Regions from separate parts of the Homo sapiens genome. Here regions 1 and 3 are each linked to region 2. A link is a contact called in ENCODE Hi-C data. All regions are on one chromosome and are shown on one strand. The core of a region is the stretch at or near the end of the contact, and the rest is flanking DNA. Distances in the headings are between cores, read along the strand shown.

Region 1 (3,196 bases), core at 108-2,607, 490 kb before region 2:
GTGTGATGGCTTATCATCCCTGTGTAGGCAGGGCATGCTGAGCCAGGCTGACTGGACACCTCTGTTCAGGAAGCATTACCATCCTACCAGCAAGAGCAGGTGAATAGTTTACATGGTAATTAGCCAGCATGCACTGTTCCCATGTGTTCATTCATTTGTTGAAAAACAAAATAAGACAAAACACTCCTTCCTGGCCCTACTAGCTCCCTGGCTTTTCTAGAATATGCTAAGCACAGGCCACTTCAGAAACTGTGAGTTCACCTCTCCCCCTGCCTGGATACTCTTTCTTGTGGTGTTCTCCTCATAGCTCACACACTCAGCTTCTGCAGGTACTTGCCCCCTCCCCCACATTCCCAGGTCTTACCTCCCTCACCTCCCCATCTTCCTTCATTGCACTGGTCACCTTACAGCTCTACAAGAGCAGAGGCTCGCCTGATGTGTGACTAATCCATCCTTAGTACCTAGAGCAGTAGCTGGAGTATGCATCTACGTGGCAAAGGTACTACATGAACACATGGGTTCAGAGTTCAGCCCATTCCACATGCATCTGCAACTCTTCGTCAGGCCCCAGAATGCAGCAGGAGTTTGATACCTGCCATGGGGGCATAAGGAGCAGCAGGCATTGATTGATGGATGGGCTGCCTTACTCTGGTTTCTGCAAATAAAAATAAGAACAATCCAGTCAAGGTAGACAGGAAAAGCCCTGTTAAATTTCTCCTATCAGCTTGCCACTGGAATCCTGCTGCTGTTGCAGAGACCTGGAGACATGGATGGCTTTAGAGGCCCCAGCAGGCACAAGACCTGGTGCACAGGCCCGAGCCAGGCTGGAGAATGACTCAGAGGGCAGGGAGGATAGAGGACCACCAGCCATTTGTCCCGTGAGTTGCATTAGACCAGGAAAGCCAAGAACCACTTCAACTAGTTGAGGAAAGCTGTGCCTGTTATGCTATGTCCTTCAGAGAGCTTTACATTTTTACGAAGTCCAGAATAGCTGTTGGTCGTCTCACAGATACTTACTTACCCTGCTGCCTCAACCTCCCTCCACCATTCACTGTCCTGATGAAATCAGATGATTTGCGAGCAGAGCAACCTTGAGGGGAAATGACAGCCCCTGAGTTCAGTGTAGTCTCAGGCTGGGCACAGAGGCCAGGCAGCCCCCCGTGGGCCTGGGGTGGGCTGGGCACTGGGAAGGAATTGGCATTTGCTCTGCACCTGCTCTGTGACGAGGCACACACAGTTTACATCTAGGGTGCCACTGCATTCTTACATTTTATTTTAACTTTACATTTTATTTTAAAGAAACTCAGGCTTGGACAGTGAAAGAGACTTCCTTGTCTGTGGGCACACAGCCAGCCAGCAGCAGAACTGAGCTTCTTCCTGCTCCCAGACCAGCCCTTCCCCACTCCCCCACAATCTAGAAGCTGTTCTGGAAGCCGCTGACTGCCTCTTGTCCTTGAGCAGACTTCCTGAGGTCTACACCACCTCTCTGGTTCCTGGAGCAAGGAAGGCAGGTGTTTGTGTCTTCTGGCCAAGGATTCTCAGGAACCAAGAGAAGGGATGGTAACTTTGACACTTCTGTTTTCAGAATTGCTCCTTGTTCTTCCCACCGCATTAGAGCATCGACTGCTGCTTCCTCCAGTGGGACCCATCCTGGTGCTGGCAGGTTGCTCCAAGTGTGGGCACCGACACATGCTGGGCAAACCAGCCCTTGAACCAAGAATTCCATTTGCTGAGTCTGAGAGGCCAGGTTCTCTTTGGAGTCTCAGTTGTAGCCTGTAACATTTGGGCTCTCATAGGCCATATTTCCCACCGCTGTCCTTAAATAGTACTTTAGTCAGATCAGATAACATTACCATACGCTCTAACTCTCCTGTAACTACTAAACCGAAACATTTACAAATATGATAAAACAAGCCTAGAACACCAGAATGGTTCAATTTAACACAGTGATGTAACACAACAACAAAAGGACAGTTCCTGGCTAACACCAAGTCTCAGCCTTCAGAGCGCCATGGGGCTCACAGTGTAGGTTCCCCCAATTCCGAATTACTGGGAAACTCCATTTGCCCAGCAGGGCACTGGGCCCATGCGGCCTTCATATGACAAGGAAGTATCATTTAACCTGAAGGACTGCTTCTGGGTCCTTTTTGTTTTTGTGTGGTTTTTTTTTTTTTCTTTTTTTCTTTTTTTGACAGAGTCTTGCTCTGTCTCCCAGGCTTGGGTGCAGTGGTGAGATCTCTGCTCACTGCAACCTCCGTCTCCTAGGTTCACGCAATTCTCCTGCCTCAGCCTCCTGAGTAGCTGGGATTACAAGTGCCTGCCACCATGCCCAGCTAATTTTTGTATTTTTAATAGAGACGGGTTTCACCATTTTGGCCAGGCTGGTTGTGAACTGCTGACCTCAAATGACCCTCTCACCTCAGCCTCCCAAAGTGTGGGGGTTACAGGCGTAAGCCACTGCACTTAGCCATGGTTTTATCTGCCACAAAGAAAACGGTTCTATTGGGCCCTCTAAATGGAAGCATGGGCTCCGAGAAGTCCCAGCCATTCTGAGTTGCGTAGCGGGCCTCCCAGTCCCATAGGCCTGACCCCTACCTCTTTTTCTTTATTGCCACCCAAAAATGTCCCATACATAACATAACTGCAGAAAGCTGATTATCCCAAAGGAGTCATCTGAAAACCTGAGTTCTGTAAAACACTGATCTAGACTTTTAGATTTCTTACTCTTTTTGAGGTTTTATCCTCTAACTTTTTCTTAACTATCGATGTCACCTGGAAAGTATTGTTTTTAATGCAACGTGTCATAATAATGAAACTAAAAACCATCAACTTATCTCTACTAATGTAATTTCAAATTCCAAATGAAAATAAAAGGCTATCCAAATTGATAAATTCTTCTCCAATAAATTAATTACTTATATTAATCTCATTAATTTGACTAGAACTCAGTTTTCTTTCAAAAAATGTCTGCGTCTTTATTGTTGCATAAGAGTGGTTGACTGTAGTCATTTCCCCAAAAGTTCCCCAGAATAAATATAAAAAACCCAGACTGAGTGAATTTCAACTTTCGAGTTCCATGAGGTTGTTCTCTTGGCTATGAGATAATTTGTAGTCAGGGCTATGGTACTTCTGAGAACCCACACAGATGCTGCAGCTCTAAACCCAAGAAGCAGCTGCAGTTTCTTTCTCACATGAT
Region 2 (3,194 bases), core at 685-3,184:
ACATTATCCACCTCCACCCACCCCCATTTCCCACGGTGAGACTCCAGCTTCACTCTCAGTAGGCATCTGATCTTGCAGCTGCATTCCCAGAGGACAGAGCCACATGTCCGGGAGGGTGTTGGATCTCCAAGAGTTTTCAGGGTAACTTCAGCCCTGGGACAGAGGGAGCCTCATCTACAGTGTGTTGTCAAACCTTCCAAGTGACCTCCAGCAAGAAGAATGACACACAGCGCTCCCACTACACACAGGCACACACCCTGGGAAAATGGGTTCAAGAAATACCATCTGCCCTATTGCAAAGTGCATGCTGAAGTTCTCCTTGCCCTCCTTCCCACTCCATTCTATTTAATTCCACTCCATAGCCTCCCTCTCACCCATCTATTCTTCCCAGCCCCCAAACTGATGCTGGGATTGCCATATCCAGGAAGCCATGTGGAAAGCTTTTAGGACTTACTGTCATTTAGGACTTATAGACCATAGTAAGGAGCTTAGATTTTATTCTAACGGTATTAAGAATGGAGGCTTACACTGAGGTCTTGGAGAATCAAGCAAAGCACTGGGAAAGCAGAAGCATGAGGCCTGGCCAATCTCAATCTCTGAGACTTCCAAGGTTCCAGCATGAATATTAGCAGCCACCATTACTGGACCAGATGCCCCTCTGAGGGTTGCATCAGGCTTTTAATTCTCCTGAGAGGAGGCAGCAAATGAGCAAGGAGGAAAATTCCTCTGTACCAGCATTGGAATCCTGAGGATGGCAGTGAGGAATCCACCCCAGGAGGCAGAGAACCAGCCAGAGCCTTGCACAGAGTCTTTCCAGAGCTTAAGCTCTGTGCGGTACTAGAGTCCCTCTGCCTTTCTTTCAGGCTCTTGGTGCTGAGAAAGGAAGAGCAATGCTCCTTCTCTCTCTAAACCAGAAGTTCTCCACTAGGAGGGCATTTTAATTGTTCATGCCTGAAGCCCAGATGAACTGTGCATTCCTGACCACATTTAATGATTTCATCAAAAAGGCAAGCATTTTAGGATAAAGGTCCATTGAGGAAGAGTGTAAATTGGCCTTCAGTTCATTAAGTGCAGACAGAGCAAGGAGCCCAGAGAAGGTGGAGATCAGAGAACTAACCTTTCACGGTGGCCTCTCAGGGCTGATGGTGTTCTTTATTGCCCTCGAATTCTCACTGTTCTCTCTCTGTCTGCCTGTCTCTCTCTCTCTCTGTCTCTCTCTCTCTGTCTGTCTGTCTCTCTCTGTCTCTCTCTCTCTCTCCCTCTGTGTGTCCTTGCTTTTCCATTTTCATTTTATGACCTGGAAATGTTTATCAGTCTCTTTGGTTATTTTCTCTTCTTGTCAGCTTCATCTCCTTAGAAGTCCTTATTTTGAAGTCACTCTTCAGTTATACAATGTCTTAAAAATCATGAAGATTGAAAAATATATTTTGCATGTGAATAGACATTTACCTAATTTAAAAAAAATTTTAAGTTCAATGTTTTCCAAAACTAAAACTACCGTAATTGGTTGTGGACTACCTGACTATGGACTGCTGATGGTGAACCAAGTCTCCTAGACTAGACATCTTGGTCCCTCACTTAGGGGCAGATGGAGAAGGACAGGCCAGAAGAGGATGTGGTCACCAACCTTTCTGTCCATGCTATCCTCCCTCCATGAACTCAGGACGCGCAACAGCCTGTAGGCATGCTCCTCCTTGCTCTGCACGTTGAAAGTGTTCAAGGCAAACTCCACTGTGGCGAGGAACATAGGATCCTGGACTATTTTATTATTACCACCCATTTCCTCTTCAGAACACCAGGCATAAGTCACCAGGAGCTGGAAGCCCATGAGAAGCAGTGACAGTGCCCAGGGCATAGCCTTCCTCCTCTGCGGACTCGACATGATGCAGGCTCCAGCAGCCCTTGCCTTTGCCCTTCAGATCCCTGGCGTCCACTGGAGCCTTCCAGGGCTCAGGTCTGGCCTTTAAATTCACCTGCTGGGGCAGAAACTCCTCCCTCCAGGCCTCACCTCTGCAGTTACACCCTGTCTCTCCCACACATGGCCTCCCTTCTTCCAAAGGCGTTTAAATCATCTCCTGTTTAGGGGAGAGGAACAGCACCCAGGCAGGTGGGTTGGAAAAGACTAGCAATGGGAGAGATAGTGCCCTGAACATGAGGCCCAGCCCCAGCTGCCCCAGCACCTCCGCAGGCTAAAGGAGACCTCTACTGGGCGCCCCAGAGTCAGAGCCCGGCACAGGAACACAAGTGTGAGAGGTATGAGTGGAAGGTGAGCCCTGGACTCAGCAGTGGGGGTGGGCTGGGAGGGGGAGGTTAGGTGGAAAGGCAGAGACAAAAGGATGGAAAGGGATGACAGTGGATGCTAGTATCATGGGTGAGCAGGTACAGCGCCCCGAGAAAGCACTGGGCCTCTTGAGAGAGAGGCGGGGAGCCCGGGAGGATTGGCGGGATGTCCTGCAGGTGTCTGCTCCCCCGAGGGTCTCGGGAGGGGGGCACCAGCCTGGGGGTCGTGGGCAGAGGTTGAGGAAATCAAGAGCAGGAGCCCCCAACCCTGTTCTCTGCACCTCCCTAAATGCAGCTTCCCAGCCCAGGGACGCGCTGCCAAGTGCTGGTACTAGGGGCCTGGCTAGTTATGGCTGCCCCTATTCCTCAAAGGTGTTTCCAGGACGGGTGGCCGCTTGCAATTGGAGCAGTGGAGAACCAGAAAGACGAAGATGCCCTCAGGGATGGCTGAAGTGCACCCATTAGGTTGTCACGGGTTCCCTCCTGTGGCCACAGCCGGCACAGCACTCTGCGGCACAGTTTGTGGGTGGAGATTCTGAGTTCTCGACCAAGACCCACATAGCCTCCAACTCCAACCGCAAATGGGGCTCTCAAAAGACTGAATAATGCACTCTTCACAGACCAGACTTAAGCTTTGTCCCTGTGAAATATGCCTTTGATGTTTATCCGTAGCTCCTTGTAAACTTCAGAAGCAACCAGCATCCCCTGATGTCACGTTAAAAAGCAAGTTCCTAGTTTCCCCACCCAAAGATTCTGACCCAGTAGCTGTGAGCAGGGCCAGGGAAACTACATTTCTCACCAGCTTCCAGAGGATGGTTGTGTTCCCGGTCTCAGAACCATACTTTGAGTGGTGCAGGTTCAGAATACTTCCTGGGAAGTGCATACAGACCAAACCACATATGAGAAGTAACTCA
Region 3 (3,369 bases), core at 113-2,612, 380 kb after region 2:
GAAAGAGAAGAATCAAGGATGGCGCCGACTAGCGAGGTAAACTCTGCAGAAGGGGCAGGTTTGGGGATGGTCAGGAGCTTGATTTTGGATACTTCATCAGACCTGAAGAGCATGGGTGCACGTATAAAAAAAATAAATAAATAAGCATGGGTTCACGGGCAAGGGCGGGCTGAGAGATGAACATGGAGGTATTGACATTGAGTGGCTGCTGGATGCCATGAGCCTGGCCAAGGTCCCCAAGGCAGTGGCGAGGAGGAGATGAGGAGGTCAAGGAGGAGACAGAGAGGATGGACCCGAAGGCCGAAGAAAATGCCTCAAGGGAGTTTCAACACCGGGCGCGGTGGCTCACGGCTGTAATCCCAGCACTTTGGGAGGCCGAGGCCTGTAATCCCAGCACTTTGGGAGGGCGGATCACGACGTCAGGAGATCGAGACCATCCTGGCTAACACAGTGAAACCCCGTCTCTACTAAAAATACAAAAAATTAGCCGGGTGTGGTGGCGGGCGCCTGTAGTCCCAACTCCAGAGGCTGAGGCAGGAGAATGGCGTGAACCCGGTAGGCGGAGCTTGCGGTGAGCCGAGATCAGGCCACTGGAATCCAGGCTGGGCGACAGAGGGAGACTCCATCTCAAAAAAAAAAAAAAAAAAAAAAAGAGTCTGGCTCTGTTGCCCAGGCTGGAGTGCAGTGGCGTGATCTCGGCACATCACAATCCCTTCCCCACCCCCGGGTTCAAGTGATTCTTGTGTCTCAACCGCCGGAGTAGCTGGGACTACAGGCGCATGCCACCATGTCTGACTAAATTTGTATTTTTACTAGAGACGGGGTTTCGCTATGTTGGCCAGGCTGGTCTCCAACTCCTGAGCTCGTGATCCGTCCGCTCCGACCTCCCAAAGTGCTAGGATTATAGGCATAAGCCACCACGCCCGGCCTCTTTTTTTTCTTTTTCTTTATTTGGAGACTGAGTTTTGCACTTGTTGCCCAGGCTGGAGTGCAATGGCGCGATCTCAGCTCACTGCAATCTCCACCTCAGCAGGAGAGCAGGAATCTTCAGTGATCCACGGGCAGATCTGCCGCCATTGTGGGCACCTGTTCCTCCCGCGACCTTTGTGCCCGTGTCTCTCCTTCCAGTACCTATTGCATGACCCCCCACGTCCGCCTCCCGCCATTGCCAGCAAGTGCCTTGCGCGGGTACCTGGCTGCGCTTATTAATCCGTTAAGCTCACTCTGTCACCGGCGCCATTAAGTGCTCACGCGCCCACTCCCTCAGGTTTAAAAGGCGCGTTGCCCGGCAGCAGAAGAAACTGCTGGCTTCGCCTTTGGCCGAGTTGGCGGCTGGACGAGGACGCAGAGCCCAGCTCTCGAGAGTTCAAGCAACCGACGGTTCCCCAGGGCTCCCAGGAGCGGTTACCTGGGCACTCTGTGCCCCTCCTTCCTGTTCGGGCCCAGGCCTAGGACCTGCCAGTAGGGCTCAGTTGCCTGGAGCCGGTTCAGCCCATCCCCCAGTTCACTTTGCTTGTGGGATCTCCCCGTTGCTCCTGCCTGTGGACTGAGTGGCAGGCCATCCTACAAGCACCCGGACACTTGACATCAGTGGTGTCAAGACAACTCTAAGAAGGTTTTCCGTGATCCTGCAAGCCCTGCGTTCCTTCCTGGGATCCTGCTTTCAATTTGATTGCACAGGTACCACAGCAAGCCAGTGCTGTGTGCTCTGAGTTCCAGGGCGTCCTCCAGCTCAGCCACTCCACTGAGCACAAGGACTCTCTGTGGGGCCCAGGAGCCGGGAGTCACCCCTTTGGTGTCCAAAACACCCGGCTGTCCCCAGACTTGTGTCCAGGGAAGACAGTGTTGAGGGCCCTCAAGGAGAGCGGGGCAGGGATGCCTGAGCAGGACAAGGACCCTAGAGTCCAAGAGAATCCTGATGATCAGAGAAGGGTCCCCGAGGTCACCGGGGATGCACGGTCTGCATTTCGGCCCCTGCGGGACAATGGAGGCCTCTCTCTCCCTTTGTGCCCGGGCCCGGGCCTCTGCAGACAGACCTCCATACCCAGAGGTGAGAAATCAGATATAACCAGACATCCCAGACCTCCTGGACGAGCTCCTGCACCAAACGAAATGCCATCTCCAGCTCCTGCAGCTCCACGGGAGGCTTGCCGGGGCTAAAGCGGAGGAGGGGACCAGCCTCATCCCACAGCCAGCTGACCCTCAGTTCCTCAAAGACAGTGGGTGAGGACAGGCTTCAGGCTGTCTCTTCGGGTCACACCCAGTGTGAAAAGGCAGCAGATATAGCACCAGGGCAGACACTCACCCTCAGGAATGACTCCTCCATATCCGAGGCCTCTAGGCCCAGTATACACAAGTTTCCCCTGCTGCCATGCAGGCGAGGGGAGCCTTTGATGCTGCCACCTCCCTTAGAGCTGGGGTACCGGGTCACTGTTGAAGACCTGGACCGGGAGAAGGAGGCAGCATTCCAGCGCATCAATAGTGCACTGCAGGTTGAGGACAAGGCCATCTCGGACTGCAGACTCTCACGGCCTTCCCACACTTTGTCCTCACTTGCAACAGGGACTTCTGGTCTGCCTGCCGTTTCTAAAGCACCCAGTATGGATGCACAGCAGGAGAGACACAAGTCCCAAGACTGCCTGGGCCTACTGGCCCCCCTAGCACCTGCTGCAGAGGTCCCCTCTACAGCTCCCATGTCTGGGAAGAAGCACAGACCACCAGGCCCCCTGTTCTCCTCCTCAGATCCCCTTCCTGCCACCTCTTCCCACTCCCAGGACTCAGCCCAGGTCACCTCGCTGATTCCTGCCCCCTTCCCAGCTGCAAGCATGGATGCGGGCATGAGAAGAACAAGCCCTGGCACTTCTGCTCCTGCAGCCGCAGCAGCCCCTCCCCCCTCCACATTGAACCCCACGTTGGGGTCACTACTAGAGTGGATAGAGGCCCTTCACATTTCTGGGCCTCAGCCACAGCTGCAGCAGGTGCCCAGAGGTCAGAACCAGAGATCCCAGACCTCCCGGACCAGCTCGTGCCCCAAACGAAAGGCCATCTCCAGCTCCTACAGCTCTACGGGAGGCCTCCCGGAACGAAAGCGGAGGAGGGGGCCAGCCTCATCCCACTGCCAGCTGACCCTCAGTTCCTCAAACACAGTGAGTGAGGACGGACCTCAGGCTGTCTCTTCGGGTCACACCCATTGTGAAAAGACGGCAGATACAGCACCAGGGCAGACACTCGCCCCCAGGGGTGGCTTCCCCAGATCCCAGGCCTCTAGGCCCTGTAGACACAAGTTTCCCCTGCTGCCACGCAGGCGAGGGGAGCCTTTGATGCTGCCTCCTCCCTTAGAGCTGGGGTACCGGGTCACTGCTGAAGACC

What was found. Hi-C counts contacts between places; a loop is a spot of excess contacts on that map.
Region 1: a map with no recorded cell type shows a loop between it and region 2 (2.7-fold over the local background). The contact joins the enhancer-like site here to the promoter of CST9 in region 2. A Hi-C loop is called at or near these places in 1 of 37 single-sample maps with no recorded cell type.
Region 3: a loop to region 2 is called in a map of ovary, with 5 times the contacts of the local background. The contact joins the promoter of GGTLC1 here to the promoter of CST9 in region 2. A Hi-C loop is called at or near these places in 1 of 168 maps with a recorded cell type or tissue (ovary).

The regions. Positions count from the first base shown.
Region 1 is chr20:23,112,839-23,116,034 of GRCh38, forward strand. No RefSeq gene overlaps it. Among named protein-coding and RNA genes, the nearest start is that of LINC00656, 18 kb to the right of the region's middle. Within about 2 kb of position 1,358, at least 6 of the 41 ENCODE cell types and tissues checked have a DNase peak (open chromatin) inside an H3K27ac peak, as active enhancers do.
Region 2 is chr20:23,603,983-23,607,176 of GRCh38, forward strand. It overlaps CST9 (cystatin 9), which reads right to left and starts at 1,935. Exons shown (of 2, transcript NM_001008693.3): 1 at 1,628-1,935. The coding sequence starts at 1,882.
Region 3 is chr20:23,987,417-23,990,785 of GRCh38, forward strand. GGTLC1 (gamma-glutamyltransferase light chain 1) reads right to left here and starts at 1,363. Exons shown (of 6, transcript NM_178311.3): 1 at 1,193-1,363. It also overlaps the pseudogene POM121L3P.